Linked DNA regions of Homo sapiens: region 1 is linked to region 2. Evidence: chromatin loops called from intact Hi-C (ENCODE). Cell type or tissue: gastrocnemius medialis. All regions are shown on one strand. Links, peaks and the distances in the headings refer to the core of each region. The heading gives the core; the rest is flanking DNA. Region 1 has its middle 6.7 kb from the start of ADCY3. Region 2 overlaps LOC105374329 (a long non-coding RNA gene).

Region 1 (9,974 bases), core at 743-8,742, 520 kb before region 2:
ACTCTACCATTTGCAATTTATTAAAGAAAAGTTCTGGCCAGGCGCGGTGGCTCACGCCTGTAATCCCAGCACTTTGGGAGCCCGAGGTGGGCAGATCACGAGGTCAGGAGATCGAGACCACGGTGAAACCCTGTCCCTACTAAAAATACAAAAAATCAGCTGGGCGCGGTGGTGGGCGCCTGTAGTCCCAGCTACTCAGGAGGCTGAGGCAGGAGAATGGCGTGAACCCGGGAGGCAGAGCTTGCAGTGAGCCAAGATCGTGCCATTGCACACTCCAGCCTGGGCGACAGAGCGAGACTCAGTCTAAAAAAAAAAAAAAAGAAAAGAAAAGTTCTGCGTGTTAAATTACAAGTTTCACCCTTGAGAGGGACACATCACAAAACTATTAACATTTTAGAATTTATTCATTTATTCCTTCCTCCAAGCATTTATTAATAACCTTTTCTATGCCAGTCACTTGGCTATACTCTGGGATAAGAAATAATGAAGAGTGAGTATCAATTTACAGCTAACATTTAAATCCTCCTTTATATCATTCTCTCTAAAGTTATTTAAATGCAGTTATTTTTAGTTTAAAAGCATGTTTGAATGTAGACTTGATTTAAAAAAAAAAAGATTCCCACTTATAGCTACATTAATGCAAAATTGTGAACAAGAGGAAGGGCCTCCAGCTCTATCCACGTTAATGTGCATGACTTGTTGGGAAGCTCTTAGTGAGAGAAACAAGAAAATATGGACCCCTAGAAAAGCCTGCCCTCGTTCCAGGAAGGTGATAAAAACAGGGGTGCAGACCAAAGCTGAGATGGGCAGGGAGAAGAGAAGCATTGTGCTCACTGTCTGAGGATGTGAGCCCCGGGCTCCTGCTGAAAAGGCAGACAGCCCGAGAACCAGCGAGCAGAGGGTGTGAAGCCAGCAGAAAGGCTGACTCAATGTGAGTGCTTCCTAAAAATAGCAGAGCAGGGTTGTAAGCCTTCCTGTCCAAACAGATGTAAAACTGGCAGGTAGTGTGGGCTGGGCGTGGGGGACTGCGAATGAAAGGAGAGTGGGGGCCTCCTTGACCACAGACCCCAACACTAGGGTTCTGGGTGCACACTCAGCTCTGCCACTTGCTTCCCATTCAGCAGGGGATGGCTGCACGTGGTGCCAGCAGCATCTCAGAATGGGTGACAGACAGAATTGCTAAAACTACTCTGAACCCATTTCACGGAGATGAATTTTAATGGAGTGAAAAAGAAATTTTTTAAATGAAAATTAAAAAGTGTAACATTTTTTTAAGGCCTGATTTTGCCAAAAAAAAAAAAAAAAAACTCAGCACATATTCTACTGAATAGAACACTTTTAGAAAGGTGCCCAGCAGTGCCTGGCATCCCCCATGGGACACAGCAAGATTGGAAAAAGGATGGCAAAGCAGGTGGCTAATTTATTTTCACCACTGCCTGTGCGGGAAACAGCATCTTTTTCAAGAACACAAGAGGGAAAACAATGTCAGCATGAATTATTTAATAGTTATAAAAATTACTATCTGCAAATACTCATGGATATGCTCAGCCCAAAACCTGAATGTGTCTAATGTGAATGTAAGTCAGCCTGAGATTTCATGAGAGGCCTGAGACCCTTGTGGAATGAATACTAGAGAGCATTCTTAGATTTGGACCACTGTCTTCCAGGAGTGATTAGTTTGCATCTTCTCACCGGTTTTCTCCCTCTTTTTTTTTTTTTTTGAGACAGAGTCTCGCTCTGTCACCCAGGATGGAGTGCAGCGGCACGATCTTGGCTCACTGCAACCTCCGCCTCCCAGGTTCAAGTGATTCCTCTGCCTCAGTCTCCCGAGTAGCTGGGATTACAGGCACACACCACCACGCCCAGCTAATTTTTGTATTTTGAGTAGAGACGGGGTTTCGCCATGGTGGCCAGGCTGGTCTCAAACTCCTGACCTTGGTTGATCCACCCGCCTGAGGTGGGAGGTGATCAGCCTCCCACAGTGCTGGGATTACAAGCGTGAGCCACTGTGCCCGGCCCAGTTTTCTCTTGACAGCCTTTCTTTTCCAAACCATCTTTTATCCCAAATCAATCCTCTGGAAGAATGTAGCAGGTCAGGACATGTCATCTACTCAAAAGAATCCTCAACAACTCCTATAAAACACAAAGCCCAAATTTAGATGTTTTAGCTAGGCATTCAAGGCCTTCTGTGATCTTGCCCCTTCCTACCATTCCATATTCCCCAGGGCAGGCTCCAACCCTCCAGGGAGGCCTGTGGCAACCCATATGTCTGTGATGGGGTGAGGAGTTCAAGTCCAAAGTGAAGCATTATCTCAGGCTGTGGCCACACACCTAAGCCCCAGCCTCCAACTCAACTTTCATCCATCTGAAACTGATCTGTTGCGCCCCAACTGCCTGATTTCTGGATCTACTTCCTAAGTGGTTGGGAGCAGGAGCATGAAGAAACGGAATTAAAGACCTAGACTTAACATTCAAATCATTATCACCTCCAGGTGGGGCACTCTCTGGGCTCTGGTCCTGACACAGTGTTTTGAGACAGGAGAGAGGGAAGATGGCAAGAACTGGGGAGACCTGGACACTGAGAGGGGAACAAGGAGAGGGTGCCCTAAATGACCAAGGTGAGCAGAGAAACCTCAGTTTCCACAAATATCAGCCTCACTCTGCTCTGACTTGATAAATAGAATAGCCGGAGCTTGTACTTTTGTTTATAATTTTAAGATATGAAAATGGGTCAGCAATATGGTTTTGTTGTTATTGTTGTTTTTGTTTGTTTGTTTGTGTTTTAGATGGAGTCTCGCTCTGTCGCCCAGGCTGGAGTGCAGTGGCGCAATCTTGGCTCACTGCAAGCTCTGCCTCCCGGGTTCACACCTTTCTCCTGCCTCAGCCTCCCTATTAGCTGGGACTATAGGCGCCCGCCACCACGCCTGGCTAATTTTTTGTATTTTTAGTAGAGACGGGGTTTCACCGTGTTAGCCAGGATGGTCTTGATCTCCTGACCTCGTGATCCACCCATCTCGGCCTCCCAAAGTGCTGGGATTACAGGTATCAGCCACCGCGCCCAGCCGGGTCAGCAGTATGTTAATCAAGCTGGCCTGAGCCCTTCCCGGCCAGGCTGCAGGCCTCCCCTGGGCCAGGGTTGGGTGTTGCCCTGTTGCAGATCTGCTGTCCGGGGCTCCACCTCTCTGACTGGGCTGCTTTCCTGCCTCCCAGGGTGGAGAAGATGTCTCTGGATTTGAACAGATAGGGCTGCTAAGATAAAGGCCCCGCCTCCCCTCCAGTACTGCTGACTCCTCCTGCTTTGTCTTTCCCATGGCCCACCCCTTCTGGTCCACAGTTAAGTTGGCCCCCATCCAAGCAGAGGAGAAGGCATGAGCCCCCCAATTCCTCTAGCAATGACCCAGGATGTCGAGCAGGCCACAGTGTCTAAGTGCCGGGCCTTGGATTCAGAGGTGTGGGTGTAAACATGGGCAGTGCCCTTTGCCAGTTGTGGAACCTTGGGCATGTTAGGAATCTAATCTCAGTGTTTTCATCTGTAAAATGGATATGGCAATTGTACTTACCTCATATGACTGGTGTGCAGATTATATGAGAGAATAAGTAGGCTGGGGCCTAACCAAGGAAAAGCCTGGATGCTAAAGAATTGGGAAGTCAAACAGTCTGAACTGTGTTTCTGGGAGACAATTCCAGTGGCAGCAGAAAGGGGGCTTGGAAAAGTCTTAGAATCCATGAACCTCAGGCATCCATTCAGCTGCTGACTCCAGGTGGTCCCTTGTTCCCAACCAGCCTTCCTGGAACAAGGGATCTGGCCTGTTGCAGCTGAGGGTAACTTGGAAGGGGTGAGGGTGGTGAGGAACCACAGGTGGGAGTTCTTTCTACAGCATTCTCTTGCATTAAAAGATTTCTAGGGTGGCCGGGCATGGTGGCTCACGCCTGTAATCCCAACACTTTGGGAGGCTGAGGCGGGTGGATCACCTGAGGTCAGGAGTTTGAGACCAACCTGGCCAACATGATGAAACCCCATCTCTAATAAAAATACAAAAATTAGCCAGGCATGGTGGCATATGCCTGTAGTCCCAGCTACTCGGGAAGCTGAGGCAGGAGAATCACTTGAACTCAGGAGATGGAGTTTGCAGTGAGCGGAGATCGTGCCTTTGCACTCCAGCCTGGGTGACAAGAGTGAGAAAAAATAAAAATAAAAATGTATAGGACCTCTTTCTTCTCAAAAATCACCCTTTCACAGACCGTTGAGATGATTTCCTCTCCTCCAATTTAACATGGCGAAGGCTCATTTATTTCAGCATCGAGATTAGAAACATTAGAAAAAGTTTTAATGGGAGGAATTAAGATGAGTCCTTCCTCTAATCAGTACTACCGGGATCTATATCACATTAGGAGCCTGCCGTAATAGGCAGAATCATGTCCACGCAAAACGTCACCACCCTAACCCCCAGAAACTGTGACTATGATGCCTTACATGGCAAAAGTGACTTTGCAAACGTGATTAAGTGAAGGATCTCGAGATGGAGAGATTCTCCTGGAACATCCCAGTGAGCCAGATCTAATCACATGCGTCTTTAAGACCAGAGAACTTGTGCCAGCTCCCCAGGATCTCTTAGCCTTGCTTTTCTGGGTGCTAGTGACTTTCCACCCATGAGAAAGACCGTGGGGCTGGGCTGTTCGTCTCCTCCCATCCGGGGCCTTTTCTAGCCACTCTTGTTGTTCTGAAAGCTTCCTGCTCTCTCCTATTCCCCGCAGGCCGCAGGGAGGCTTGTTAGCACACATTTCTATGGTGCCTCTTGCCGGAGGGGCAGGGCTCGCGCGCTTTTGGAAACGTGACGTCCCGCAGAGGCCTCGGAATTACTCAGCATTCACATGCCGTTTCACGCTCCGTGGGCACGTGTCCTTCTCTCCCCAAATTTAACCCCTCTGGGCCTCAATGTCTCCACCAGGGCTGCAGCAGAATGGTGTTTGGAGTCTCTTTCAACTGCCAGCAGGGAGCTGTGACTCTCCAGGATTCGCTCTGAGTCCCTGAGGTCAAGGGCACCCTTGGCTACAGAGAAGCAGTGACAAGCAAAGGAAGCTTCCTGAGCCTTCCTGGTACAGCCGGACTTCTGGGTGGCCAGAGCCTGGGCCTCCGCCCCTTCCTAGCTGGGGCCGGAGCAAGTTACCTCATGTCTCTGCGCTCCCGCTTCTCCACCCGCACAACAGGGACGCCGGGAGTCCCCACCGCGGAAACCAAAGGGAAGAAGGCAGCGCGCGGTGCCTGCAGGGCGGGGCGCAGGAAGGGGAGCTGCTGCCGCTGTCTGGGGATCGGGCCCATGGGTGTTACTGGCACTGTGGCTAGTGTGCCGGTGACATTATTTCAATGACAGACTGTGGAATAGCCACTCTGTTTCAAATACTGGGCAGGAGGAACCAGGGACCCTGGTCCTTGCTCCCAAGGAGACGCTCACACCTGCCAAGGGGCAAAGACCCGGAACCAAGCCCAGCACCAGCCTGGGTGCCTGGATGTCTTCACTGCGCATCCTCAGCCCGCTTCCCTCTGCCTGCGTCAGGGGCCTAGAAACAGCACCCGAGGGCAGCCAGCAGAGCCCACGTCCTGTGTGGATGGCACCGATCGAGGAGAGGAGAGGGAAGAGGTGAGGCGGGCACCCACCAGGACGGATGATGCAACCCAGGCACATGCATGCACACTTACACACACACGTGAAGGTTCGTTTTCACACACTCACAATCATACACACTCACAAACGTGAAGGTAGGTTCTCACAATCACACACACCCACTCACACACAAACATGAAGGTACGTTCTCACAATCTCACACAACCACTCAGAATCACACACAAACGCAAAGGTGTGTTCTCACAAACTCACAATCATACCCACTCACATTCACACACAAACGTGAAGGTACGTCTCACACATAGTCACGCTCACACACCCACTCACACACACAAACATGAAGGTACATTCTTACACCCAATCACACACACCCATTCACACTCACAAATGTGAAAGTACATACACACAACCACACATACCCACTCACGCACGAAGGTACGTTCTCACAATCACACACTCATTCACACACAAACGTGGAGGTATATTCTCACACACAATCACACTCACACACCCACTCACACAAACGTGAAGGTACATTCTCATACACACAATCACACACACACAGTAACATGAAGGTACGTTCTCACACAATCACACACACCCACACAAACGTGAAGTACGTTCTCACACACAATCACACACACCAACACACAGGAACATGAAGGTACGTTCTCACACACACACACCCACTTACACTCACACAAACATGAAGGTACATTCTCTCACACATACACAATCACACCCACCCACACACACAAACGTGAAGTACATTCTCACACAATCATGCTCACATACCCACTCGCACACACAAACACGAAGGTACATTCTCACACGCACACAATCACACACACCCACACACACACAAACATGAAGCAACATTCTCACACACTCGCACTCACATACCCATTCACACACAAATGCAAACGCACATTTTCACATGCACATTTACACCCCCACACACAAACACGAACATATGTTCTCACACACGCGCTCACACACAAACATGAAGGTACAATTCTCACACACATGCCAACATGAACGTACATTCTCAGACATGCACACTCACATATCCACTCATACACACAAATGTGAAGGAACGTTCTCACACACACACACTCCCCACTCTCACACCCACACACATTCCTCACACCCCTCCTCACATTCACAGCCCTACACACACGCTCTTACACCCATCCACAGTGCCCAAGGAGTGACCCTGTGAGAGTCAGGGAGGCTCCAACACGGGGCAGAAGGGAGAGACCAGGGACAGAGACAAAGAAGGGAGGACACAGGGTCAGATGGGCCAGTGCTGTCGATACTGTTAGAGGAAGACTGCGCTGGAGTCGCGGGGCCCCAGATGCAGCCATGGAGGGGACTGGGGGCAGGCAGCCAGCCAGCTGTGCAGGCCATGCTGGGGCAGAAGTGCTCACGGCTGCTCAGCTGTCTGCTGTGAGATAATGGTAACTCCAGTTGATTTGTTGAGATCTGCCCACCATGTTGGTCCCATGAATCCCCTACTTCCTGACAAGGATCCTGACTAAGGGTTAGTGCTGTCACTGCACCACAGAGACACAGGCTTGTGGGGGCTGAGTAATTGGTCCGAGGTGCTCAGCTCTCATCAAGGCCATGCTCAAAACTGAGCTCTCTGATTCCAGGGAGCCAGCTTTCCCTAGGGTACCACACACCTCTCCTCCAGGTGACAGGATCCAAACTGCTGAGCCTCTGAGCCAGCAGGAATGGATGAGGGGTGTGGGCCCTGCACAGGATGCTTGAGTATCACATGCCACATCCCCCCGGTCCCCCTCTCCACTCCCGTTACTGCTGCAGGCACACCCCAGCAGCACCTTGCCAGGTATCTGCACTGAGGATCCCTCGTTTCCTGCCCAGTCCGCTCACTGCTTAGCCTCCTTTGCACAAGAGCCAGGGAGAGAATACCCCAACTGGCAACCCTTAACCAACAGGGAAGGATGAAAGGAGGACGAACACCCACCTTTGCCAGCCCTCCAGTGGAAAGCTCTGAGGTGCCTTCTGCAAGGCTCATCAGAGGGTCCCAGCAGGATCAAGGCCCCCTCCCACACCAGTGGCCAACTCCGTCACAAACCCTCATATTTACCGGCTTTCCTGCCTTCTCTGTTTTGAGCTTCCCAGGCTCCTGCTCTGTTTCCCTGGAATCACTTCCCCAGTTGAACCACCTGCATGCAGGCCGGGTCTCAAGCTCTGCTTTCAGGCCCCAGACAGGGCTCTCCTGGTGCCCAGCACCAGGGGAGCTAATGATCTTCTCTCTCCCACTTCTGTTTTCCCCCAGGACACAGAGTTCTGCTCTGATCTATTGTTTGCTGGATTCAAGAGCCACCACATTCCCCGGGGGGGCCAAACCATTCTTGTTTATCCAGTAACAATTAATTCTCAGCCATGATTTCTAGTCTTGAACCACACAAACAAAAAGTTGCCTTCAGCAAAGAGGCATCCCATCCAGGCAGATGCTGGATTGAGGTTGGGGGGGGTCAGGATGCCCTCCAAGCTTCGACCTAAGTCTATGATTCTGTCTTCCTTTTAGGACAAGCCACAGGGGCAAGTCACCCATGCAGCCATTTGAGGTCCTGAGTTGTGTGTGTATAGATTTCCTGTATCATTTGATTATAAAAGCGAAGCATGCCAGTTGTCCAGGTTACATCAATACAAAATGTATAGCTTGGAAAGTGAAAACAGCTCCCCCATAATCCCACCCTTTTCACTCGAGGGTGGATATTTTTCATTGCCCTGGGACCAGGACATTCTCAGTATCAGGGAATGAGGCCAGCTGGTCCCTTCAAGGACAGCCAGTGCCTTTATAAAGTACCATTTCTTCTTAGGGAGACTTCCATTCATTCAATGACTATTTTTTGAGTATCTACTAGGTGCCAGGTACTGGGGAAGCCACTGTGAGTGAGATGGATGAGGCCCTCGCGGCATTTTCCCTGATCTCCTCTGTGGCAGGATGTCAAGCAGCTCTCTTGCCCAGGAATATTCACCCAGATGCTTCTGGCTCCCCGGGAGTCCTCGCAAGGGCCTACTGCTGTCCCACTGCGTTTCCCATATCCACAGGGAAAGGCCGTGCCAGAACCCTGAACGCGGAGCAGGGATGGGAATGTGCTGTGCTCTTCCTGCGGCTGGGCCTTTGCAGGGAGGCTCCAGCCACCTGGAACGCCTGCCTTTCAGGCCCATCAGATCCTTCCCTCTTGCCCTGAAAGGCCCTGTCTCTGATCACCTCAGCCAGAAGTCACCCCCAACTGTAACCTGTGTACACCTGAGGGTCTGCCTCATGAGTCAACATGGTGCCTTGGCAGAACTATAAGGCTCCTCTGGTTTCCCCAGTGCCCGCTGAACAGGGGCCCACAGAGGAGAGATAGGGATGGTGGAAGAACAGGGAGTGGGACAGTGAAGCCAGCAGGCAGGGGCTGGAGAGGCAGGGATCAATTTGTTGTTGTTCTTTTTATATGAGGGTGCCTCTGTGTGGAACTCTCTCCCTTCATGGGGTGGGAGGCTGGGGCATGAGTGGTGGCAGAGGGCCCAGCAGAGAACCCTCTCAGCTTAGGAGCTGGGCATGGCCTTGCGGACAGGGTGCCACACTGAGAATCACAGGGCTGGCATGTATGCCAAGGAAGGGGAAGGGACCCACAGAGGGTGCAACATGGTGTCTCTTGTGCCAAAGCAGGACCAAGCACAAGATTTATCAGCCTTTTAAAAAACATTAGCACATCTCTCCCCCAACCCCCACTTTTTTTTGAGATAGGGTCTCATTCTGTTGCCCAGGCTGGAGTGCAGTGGTACGATCTTGGCTCACTGCAACCTCTGCCTCCTAGGGTCAGGCGATTCTCCCACCTCAGTCTCCTGAGCAGCTGGGACTTCAGGCACCCGCCACCACGCTCGGCTAATTTTTGTATTTTTTGGTAGAGACAGGGTTTTGCCATGTCAGCCAGGCTGGTCTCGAACTCCTGACCTCAAGTGATCTGCCTGCCTCGGCCTCCCAAAGAGCTGGGATTACAGGCATGAGCCACTGCGCCTTGCCGTACATTACATCTCCCTTTGTAAAACATAAAAGTCATGTCCTCTTTAACATCATGTGACAATTCAAAATAAATGTTTAAACCTCCAGCAAAGTCCAGGCATGATGGCTCACACCTGTATTCCCAACACTTTGGGAGGCTGAGGCAGGCAGATCACTTGAGGTCAGGAGTTCGAGACCAACCTGGCCAACATGATGAAACCCTGTCTCTACTAAAAATACAAAATTTAGCCAGGCATGGTGGCAGGTGCCTATAATCCCAGCTACTTGGGAGGCTGAGGCAGGAGAACTGCTTGAACCCAGGA
Region 2 (9,974 bases), core at 817-8,816:
TAATTTTTTGTATTTTTAGTAGAGACAGGATTTCACCAGGTCGGCCAGGTTAGTCTTGAACTCCTGACCTCAGGTGATCTGCCTGCCTCGGCCTCCCAAAGTGCTGGGATTACAGGCGTGAGCCATCGCTCCCAGCCATAAACAGATTTTATACAAATGAAAAGATGCTCAGCTTTATCCTAAGAGAAATGAAATTGTAAATGATGCAATTCCACTTTTACCTGCAGATTGGTAAGATCAAAAAGTTTTATGACACATCTAAATCGGCAAGACTGCAGAAAAGCAGGTACTCATGCATTGCTGGTGGGAGTGTGAACTGACCGAAATTCTCAAGGGAGCAATTTGCAATGTCCATCAAAATTACAATAGAATATATACAGGCTGGGCTTGGTGGCTCAGCCTGTAATCCTAGCACTTTGGGAGGCCAAAGCAGGTAGATCACTTGAGGTCAGGGGTTCCAGACCACCCTGGTCAACATGGTGAAACCTCGTCTCTACTAAAAATACAAAAATTAGCCAGGCATGGTGGCGCATGCCTCTAATCCCAGCTACTCGGGAGGCTGAGGCAGGAGAATCACTTGAATCCAGGAGGCGGAGGTTGCAGTGAGCCAAGATCGCGCCACTGTGCTCCAGCCTGGGTGACAGAGGGAGACTCTGTCTCTAAAAAAAAAAAATTACAAGCTGAATATACATGTTTGTCAAAGCTTACAGAATTGTACAGTAAAAAATATTTTATTTTGTGTAAACTATATATTTTTTTAATGAAAAAACTAATATTAGTCTCTTCAAAATAAATTCTATATTGACTTTAAAGATAAGGAGAGGATGGCTGGGCGAGGTGGCTGCCACCTGTAATCCTAGCACTTTGGGAGGCTGAGGCGGGAGGATCACAAGGTCAGGAGTTCGAGAGCAGCCTGGCCAACAGAGTTAAACCCCGTCTCTACTAAAGATACAAAAAATAGCCAGGCATGGTGGTGCGTGCCTGTAGTCCCAACTACTTGGGAGGCTGAAGCAGGAGAATTGCTTGAACTCAGGAGGCGGAGGTTGTAGTGAGCTGAGATAGCACCACTGCACTCCAGCCTGGCAACAGAACGAGACTCTGTCTCAAAAAAAAAAAGATAACGAGAGGATGAAGTTGATCTATACTTACTGGTATGCAATAAACTCCAGACATATTAATTAAAAACTCAAGGTGCAGAATAGTATGTGTAGTATATACCTTTTAAGCAAAGGCAAATGATGACATATACTTATTCATATATATATGTTTGTATATGCATATATCTAGAAGTACACACACAAACAGTGGTTACCTCCAGGGAGGGAGCCTGGAAACCAAAGAGTAAGAGGACTTACTTTTTACTGTATGTGTGTGTATATATATATATATATATCTGTGTGTGTGTGTGTGTGTATATATATGTATATGTGTATATATATGTATATGTATATTATATATATATATATACACACACACACACACACACACACTTTTTTTTTTTTTTGAGGCAGTTTCGCTCTTGCTGCCCAGGCTGGAGTGCAATGGCGCGACCTTGGCTCACTGCAATCTCCGCCTCCCAGGTTCAAGCGATTCTCCTGCCTCAGCCTCCCAAGTAGCTGGGATTACAGGCATGCACCACCACCTCGGCTAATTTTGTACTTTTAGTAGAGACAAGGTTTCTCCATGTTGGTCAGGCTGGTCTTGAAATCCCGACCTCAGGTGATCCGCCCACCTCGGCCTCCCAAAGTGCTGAGATTACAGGCGTGAGCCACCGCGCCTGGCCTATATACATACACTTTTATTCTATTTGGATTTTCTTCCCATGGTAGGCATTATTTTTTCGAGTATAATAAAACCTAAGCCTAGCATAATTTCAGCACTTTGGGAGGCCAAGGCAGGTAGATCACCTGAAGTCAGGAGTTCAAGACCAGCCTGGCCAACATGGTGAAACCCTGTCTCTACTAAAAATACAAAATTAGCAGGGCATGATGGCGCACGCCTGTAATCCCAGCTACTTGGGAGTCTGAGGGAGGAGAATCGCTTGAGCCCGGTAGATGGTTGCAGTGAGCCGAGATCGGGCCATTGCATTCCAGCCTCGGCAACAAAGCAAGACTCCATCTTAAATAAAAAATAAAAAAAAAACTAAACTAAAAAAGTGTGTGTTGGGGAGGATATACAAACACATATACCCTTGGCCCAAAAACTTTACGTCTAGACATTTACTGCAAAAATATATTTACCCAAGTGCAGAATGACATATGTACAAGATTGTTTATTGTAGCATTGTTTTCAAGAGCCAAAGATACAAAGCAACTGAAATGTCCATCAACAGACATTAATGAAATCATGCTATTATGAAATTGTGGGATACTCAGACGCTACCAAAAAGAATGAAGAAGCTCTTTATGTACTACATGCAAGTACATCCAAGATATCTTCAGTGAAAAGAGCAAGGCTCAGAAGGTCCATACACCAGTGTTGAGGCAAAGGGGGAATATAATACATTGTTTGCTTAAATATGCATAAAGTCACTCTGGGAGGCTACATCAAAAGCATGAAATGGATTAGCTCTGGGGAAGAGAATTGGGCACCTGGGAAACAGGAGCGGGAAGGAAAGTTTTCACAAACATTTATTTGTACCCTTTGAGCTTTCAGCCATGCGAACAAATTTCCTATTAAAAATAAAACATGGCCAGGCATGGTGGCTCCCATCTGTAATCCTGGTACTTTGGAGACCAAAGTGGGAGGATTACTTGAGGCCAAGAGTTCAAGACCAGCCTGGGCAACATAGGAAGACCCTGCCTCTACAAAATCTAAAAAAAAAAAAAAAAATTAGGCCAGGCCCAGTGGCTCATGCCTATAATCCCAACACTGTGGGAGGCTGAGGCGGGCGATCATTTGAGGTCAGGAGTTCGAGACCAGCCTAACCAACATGATGAAAACTCATCTCTACTAAAAATACAAAAAAATTAGCTGGACGTGGTGGTGTATGCCTGTAATCCCAGCAACTCGGGAGGCTGAGACAGGAGAATCACTTGAACCCAGGAGGCGGAGGTTGCAGTGAGCCAAGATTGTGCCACTGCACTCCAGCCTGGGCGACAGAGCGAGAGACTCTGTCTCAAAAACAAAAACAAAAAAATTAGCTGACTGTATGGCACACACCTGCAGTCCCAGCTACTTGAGAGATTGAGGCAGGAGGATTGTTTGAGCATAGGAGTTAGAGCAATGAGCTACAATTGTGCTACTGCACTCCAGCCTGTGTGACAGAATGAGATCCTGTCTCTTGAATAAGTAAATAAATAAATAAAACAGACCACCAGGTTTCCCTGATGTAGTACCACTGTGATACAAGACACAGGTGTTCACTTACGATAATAATCTTTCTTTAGCATAATCAACGTACTATTTACCACCATAAAGAAGCAGAGTTTGACTTACAGTTTCAATTGTGCATGAAAATAAATGACCTGTTTAAGGGGATAAACAGATGTATAAACTGATTGGCCACCTGTGTTACAATGGCATCATCATGGCCAGTCACAAAAGATTTCTCACCCTTTGACAAGAATGTGGACCCCTGGGGTGGAGTGTGGCAAAGGTCACTGTGGAGAAGGCCAGAGGCACTGACTTAGGAACAAAGCCTTTCTGAAATGGACAATGTCTTCACAGTGTCCTCCAATTCCAGGCACAAATGGCCCTCAGCCAAGCCCAGAGATTGCAGTCACACAGCCAGGTCAATCTATCGTGCCCGTCTTAGTCCATTTTGTGCTGCTATAAGGGAATACCAGCGACTAGGCAACTTATAAAGAAAAGAAATTTATTCTTCACAGTTCTGAAGGCTAGGAAGTCCAATATCAAGGTGTCAGCATCTTGCAAGGGCCTTCTTGCTGAGTCATCCCATGACAGAAGGTGAGAGGGAAAGAGAAAGATGCTTAAACAAAGCAGCAAATTTACTTGATTATGTAACTGAAAAGTCTGGAAATAGGGCTTGCTGCTATCTTGGCTTAAAGGTTGAAATGTATCACGAGGGTCTGCTTCTCTCTCTCTCTCCCTCTCTCTCTCTCACCTCTGTTCTCAGACTGGCTCCCACTGAAGATGTCAAGATGGCTGCAGCAACTTTGGGCCTCACATTCCCTCAGGTAAAAATCTAGCAGGACAGAGAAAGAATCTTTCCCTCAGAAGTCCCCAGAAAAATGACTGATGAATGGAAGCCTCATTCATAGCCAATGAGAAGAAATGATACTTTTGCTGGAAATGCAAGCTTTGGATTGATTTAGATCAGAAGCTCTGTGCCTGAGCTAAGGGTGAAGCCCCGGCCAAAGCAGCCCCACTTGGGAGGCAGAGGCATGGATTGCCACAAAAGGGTGGCTGCCTGGTGGGCAGTAGAGAGAACAGCTGTCAGTAAACAGCTGTAGCCTAAGATAATTGGCGTGCAACAGATATCCAGTAGGAATGAGGATCTGCCAAGAACAAGAAGTACACTGAAAGAAAGAGGATAGAATATAGATGTTTATACCTATCACTTGACATTAGTGTTTCAAATTAAAGAAGTCAATATTTCTAAACTTGATATACAATTTCAAAAAGAAAGAATAATTAATGTTTCTGGACGATATGCAATTTCAAAAAGAAAGAATAATTGCTTTATTCTTTGAAATTAAAAAAACTTCATAAAATTAGCTGTAAAAAGAAAACTTTATCTTGGGAATTACTGCAGATATGATTACTCTCATCTAAAAGCATGAAGAAATAAAAGACAGTGATGGGAATCAGCTACTGACAGTTCTAGATGGAATGTCTAATTTGAAAATGATTTCTTCTTTTCCATGTAAGGCTCTTCCATAATATGTAAATTGGAGGTGATTCGTACAACTCACGTCGTGGTAAAATAATAGCTAGAGTAAGAAGTTTGGGTTAGAAGTAGAATTACTTTTAAAAATAGTTCTACTGTCAGTTTCTATACTCATCAAACTTTTAATGGCAAGACATTTAGTACAAGAATTCTTCTAAATCACTGCAGAGAATTAATAATTACCACAAGAAGAAAAACAGTTTCTGAAGAGGTGACGTCCTGCCCTTAGACAAAGGGTCTGGTGGATTTAGCATATAATCTCTCCTGAGTGTCTCTGGCAGGCACTATTGGCAGCCTACTCAATGGCTATACTTCACTTCTTTCTCACCTAAAAAAATCAAGTACATAAATAAAAGCCCTATTCTGACCAGGCAACCATGTGCCCAGCTTTAGGTTCTAAGTAAATCGTGGTTCTCTAACTTTTCTTTTGTCAGTCTAGCGATGGACATGTAATTAAATTCTGACAGAAGAAGTCTCCTGGGGGGCCCAGTTTAAATTCTTGCTTAGGGGGACTTGAGAAAGCCCTTTTGCTCCAGCCTCCTTCCTGCCTTCTTAAATGTGGCCCTCTGAGGATATAATGTTTAGAGCAGCTGCTCCATCTTGTGGTCAGAAGAGGAAAGCCATGGAAACCTCAAATTTGTGCCTAACACATCTACTCCAGGGATTCCAGACGTTTTGCTAAGTGGCATATTATGGGTCACATGGGTTGAGCCACTTTGAATTGGATATTCTGTTGATTTCAACCAAAGTCATTCCTACATGATATAGCTCCTCCTCAAATTTCCGATCTGTGGTTGCCATACTAAATACCACATATTGGCTGGGCGTGGTGGCTCACGCTGTAATCCCAGCACTTTGGGAGGCTGAAACAGGCGGATCACTTGAGGTCAGGAGCTCGAGACCAGCCTGGCCAACATGGTGAAACCCCATCTCTACGAAAAATACAAAAATAGCTGAGGCAAGAGCATCACCTGAACCCGGGAGATGGAGGTTGCCGTGAGCCGAGATTGTGCCACTGCACTCCAGCCTGGGCGACAGAGTTTCAAAAGACAGAGTATATAAAAATACCACATACTAATTTTGGAGGTTATATATTTGCCTTGCAAAGGCTAAAATAAAGGACCAACTTTCAAAAAACCATCCTTAAAGAACAACTATTTCTTAAACTATCCTATTCGTTTAAATTTGGGCTAGCGGTTTTTTTTTAAACAAAAATATCAAGCCAGATTCTTTTAATCATTTCCTTCAGAAAGCCGTTAAATAAATGTATTAGTAAGATAACATCCTCGCACAGCTGACACCTGTCCTCCTGCTTCAACTATGACAATCTGTGAAATCTGAGGAGGAAAGTGTTGAGCTCATGATAAAGAAGAGCTTTCACTGGAAGCCATGCAAAGACACAACAGGCTGCTCCTGAGGGCAGAGGGAGGCCTCACCATGAGAGGCATCTAGGCATGAACAGCCCGAAAGGACTTTGTGAAGGAAGCTTAAATAACACATAAAATCCAACCAGGTCATCTTTAAGCTTCTCCTCAACTCTGAAGTTCAAGGATTGCATGTTCTTGTATCTCAATTCTTCAAACTGGAAAACAAACATCTTTTGTGCTTAATTCTGCAACTCTGTTTTTTAGGGGTTTTTTTTTGGTTTCTTTTGTTTGTTTTTTTGGGGGGGAGGGGGACTGAATCTCGCTCTGTCACCCAGGCTGGAGTGCTGTGGCGCGATCTTGGCTCACTGCAACCTCTGCCTCCTAGGTTCCAGCGATTCTCCTGTCTCAGCCTCATGAGTGGCTGGGATTACAGGCGTGCCCCACCACACCCAGCTAATTTTTGTTTGTTTGTTTAGTAGAGACGGAGTTTCACCATATCGGCCAGGCTAGTCTTGAACTCCTGACCTCAAGTGATCTGCCTGCCTCGGGCTCCCAAAGTGCTGGGATTACAGGCATGAGCCACTGTGCCCAGCCTGCAAAACTGTTTTTAATGCCATCTACTCTCCTTGAACATTTGATATATACACATTTTTTTTGCCTTCTAACTCAGGGGTACCTAACCCCCAGGCCATGGACCAGTAAGTGGCATATTATGGATCATATGGGTTGAGCCACTTTTAGTTGGATATTCTGTTGCTTTCAACCAAAGTCATTCCTACATGATGTAGCTCCTCCTCAAATTTCTGATCTGTGGTTGCCATATGAAATACCACATGCTAACTTTGGAGGCTATATATTTGCCTGACAAAGCCTAAAACAAAGGACCAACTTTCAAAAATCCAACCTTGAAGATGGATTTGCCATCTCTGCCTCCTGTCAGATCAGTGGTGGCATTAGATTCTCATAGGAGCACAAACCCTTATTGTGATCTGCACAAGCAAGGGATCTAGGTTGCGCTCCTTATGGGAATCTAACGCCTGACGATCTGAGGTGTAACAGTTTCATCCGGAAACTACCCCCACCCTCCCATCCCCATTCCGTGGAAAAACTGTCTTCCACAAACTGGACTCAGGTGCCAAAAAGGTTCCGGACCGGCCGGGCGTGGTGGCTCATGCCTGTAATCCCAGCACTTTGGGAGGCCGAGGCGGGCGGATCGCGAGGTCAGAAAATTGAGACGATCCTGGCTAACATGGTGAAACCCTGTCTCTACTAAAAATACAAAAAAATTAGCTGGGTGTGGTGGCAGATGCCTGTAGCCCCAGCTACTCAGGAGGCTGAGGCAGGAGAATGGCGTGAACCCAGGAGGCGGAGCTTGCAGTCAGCCCGAGCCGAGACAGTGCCACTGCACTCCAGCCTGGGCAACACAGCGAGACTCCGTCTCAAAAAAAAAAAAAAAAAAAAAAAAAAAAAGTTCAGGACTGCTGTTCTAATTGCCTACTCCCCATCTTTAATATCATGTAACCCAAATTCTATACCCCACCTTTGTACTAAAAGCATTCTTACTTTACCAATGACTTTGAAGATTCAAGCCAACTCAACACATTTTTCATCATCTTTATCCTCCTTGAACTCTCTGCTACATCTAAGCCTGTTTTCCAACTTCTGCTTGAAACTCTCTCCTTCCTTCAGTGACATTCTAGACACTTGAGTTTGTGTTTTGTTTTGATTGTTTTTCTTAGTCTTTATCAAGATACAACCGAAGCTGGATGCAGTGGCTTATGCCTGTAATCCCAGCACTTTGGGGGGGCTGAAGTAGGAAGATCCCTGGAGCCCAAGAGTTTGAGACTAGCCTAGGCAACACAGCGAGACTCCATCTCTACAAGTTTGTTTGTTTTTTTTTAAGTAGCTGGGCCTGGTGGTGCACACCTATGGTCCCAGCTTCCTGGGAGGCTGAGGTGGGAGCATCGCTTGAGCCCATGAGGTCGAGGCAGCATGTGAGCCATGATCACACCACTGCACTCTAGCCTGGGCTACAGAGTGAGACCCGTCTCAAAAACAAAAAATTAATTAAATTAAAATAAAAGGTATAACTGAATCATCTGGGGAACATTTAAAAATTACACACATCTGGCTGGGCATGGTGGCTCATGCCTGTAATCCTAGCACTTTGGGAGGCTGAGGTGGGAGGATCACCTGAGGTCAGGAGTCCGAGACCAGCCTGACCAACATGGTAAAACCCCATCACTATTAAAAATACAAAAACTGGCCAGGCACAGTGGCCTGTAACCCCAACACTTTGGGAGGCCGAGGCGGGTGGATCACGAGGTCAGGAGTTTGAGACCAGCCTGACCAACATGCTGAAACCCCGTCTCTACTAAAAACAAAAAAAATTAGCTGGGCATGGTGGTGTGCGCCTGTAATCCCAGCTGCTCAGAAGGCTGAGGCAGGAGAATCTCCTGAACCCGGGAGGCGGAGGATGTAGTGAGCAGAGATCAAGCCACTGCACTCCAGCCTGGGCGACAGAGCAAGACTCTGTCTCAAAAACAAACAAAACAAAACAAAAATTACACACATCTAAGTTCCAATCCAAGAATTCTGATTCAGTGCATCAAGTGTGGGGTGCCTTTGGCCAAACACTATGTTTTCAGGGTATACATTTCTCCTAATCCCTTCTTCCATCAATTCTGCTTTGTTAACAGGGAAAAAGTCGGTCATGGCTATTGGTTAGGCTGCCAAGATCTGTTCAATATTATACGGTTAAATTTGGATTTTTAAACTAATGAGGAAAAAATACTTGTGTTATTAAAGAGTGACCAGAGGAACTTTCTTCTCAAGTAGGAAAAAAAAATCCACTAACTATAAAGAAAATGATAAATTAAGCCACATTAAAATTAATAACTTTGGCTTGGCCCGGTGGCTCACGCCTGTAATCTCAGCCCTTTGGGAGGCCTAGGCAGGCAGATCACGAGGTTAGGAAATGGACACCATCCTGGCTAACACGGTGAGACCCCGTCTCTACTAAAAATACAAAATAAAATTAGCCAGGCATGGTGGCACTTGCCTGTAATCCCAGCTACTTGGGAGGCTGAGGTAGGAAAATTGCTTGAACCCGGGAGGTGGAGGTTGCAGTGAGCCAAGATCGCATCACTGCACTCCAGCCTGGGCGACAGAGCAAGACTCCATCTCAAAAAAAAATTAATTAATTAAATTAATAACTTCTGTCCATCACAAAACACCATGAAGAAGGTAGAAAGGTAAGCCATGGAATGGAAAATTATAGTTATATCAAATATTCTTGAGAAAGAACTTTAAAGAACTCTTACAAATTAATTTTAATTATTTGTATTTATTTATTTATTTTTGAGACAGGGTCTCACTCTATCGCCCAGGCTGGAGTGCAGTGGCTTGGTCTCAGCTCACTAACCTCCGCCTCCTGGGTTCAAGCAATTCTCCCACCTCAGCCTCCCAAGTAGCTGGAATCACAGGCATATGCCACCACACAGGCTGGGCGCGGTGGCTCACACCTGTAATCCTACCACTTTGGGAGGCCAAGGCAGGCAGATCATTTGAGGTCAGGAGTTTGAGACCAGCCTGGCCAAAATGGCGAAACCCCATCTCTGCTAAAAATACAAAAATTAGGCCCGGCGTGGTGACTCACATCTCTAATCCCAGCATTTTGGGAGGCCAAGGGGGGTGGATCACAAGGTCAGTTCAAGACCAGCCTGGCCAAGATGGTGAAACCCCGTCTCTAGTAA

The links. A loop is a pair of places that touch in the nucleus more often than their neighbours do. Peaks named below come from ENCODE experiments on the same cell type or tissue, not always from the same donor. Only the 100,000 strongest peaks of a DNase experiment are listed, where the experiment ranks them.
Region 1: it touches region 2 in a loop (2.4-fold over the local background); 9 of 110 quality-filtered maps call a loop at or near these places.

What each region holds. Positions count from the first base shown.
Region 1 is chr2:24,921,967-24,931,940 of GRCh38, reverse strand. No RefSeq gene overlaps it. Among named protein-coding and RNA genes, the nearest start is that of ADCY3, 6.7 kb to the right of the region's middle. RefSeq lists enhancers at 4,948-5,067, 5,064-5,778. In gastrocnemius medialis, for the core only: no CTCF peak of the experiment used is centred there; DNase peaks (open chromatin) are centred at 4,810 and 5,130; H3K4me3 peaks cover 987 bases; H3K27ac peaks cover 1,429 bases.
Region 2 is chr2:24,405,599-24,415,572 of GRCh38, reverse strand. The region is part of intron 2 of LOC105374329 (a long non-coding RNA gene); the gene reads right to left. Among named protein-coding and RNA genes, the nearest start is that of ITSN2, 50 kb to the right of the region's middle. In gastrocnemius medialis, for the core only: CTCF peaks have their summits at 5,248 and 5,447 (motif pointing left); no DNase peak of the experiment used is centred there.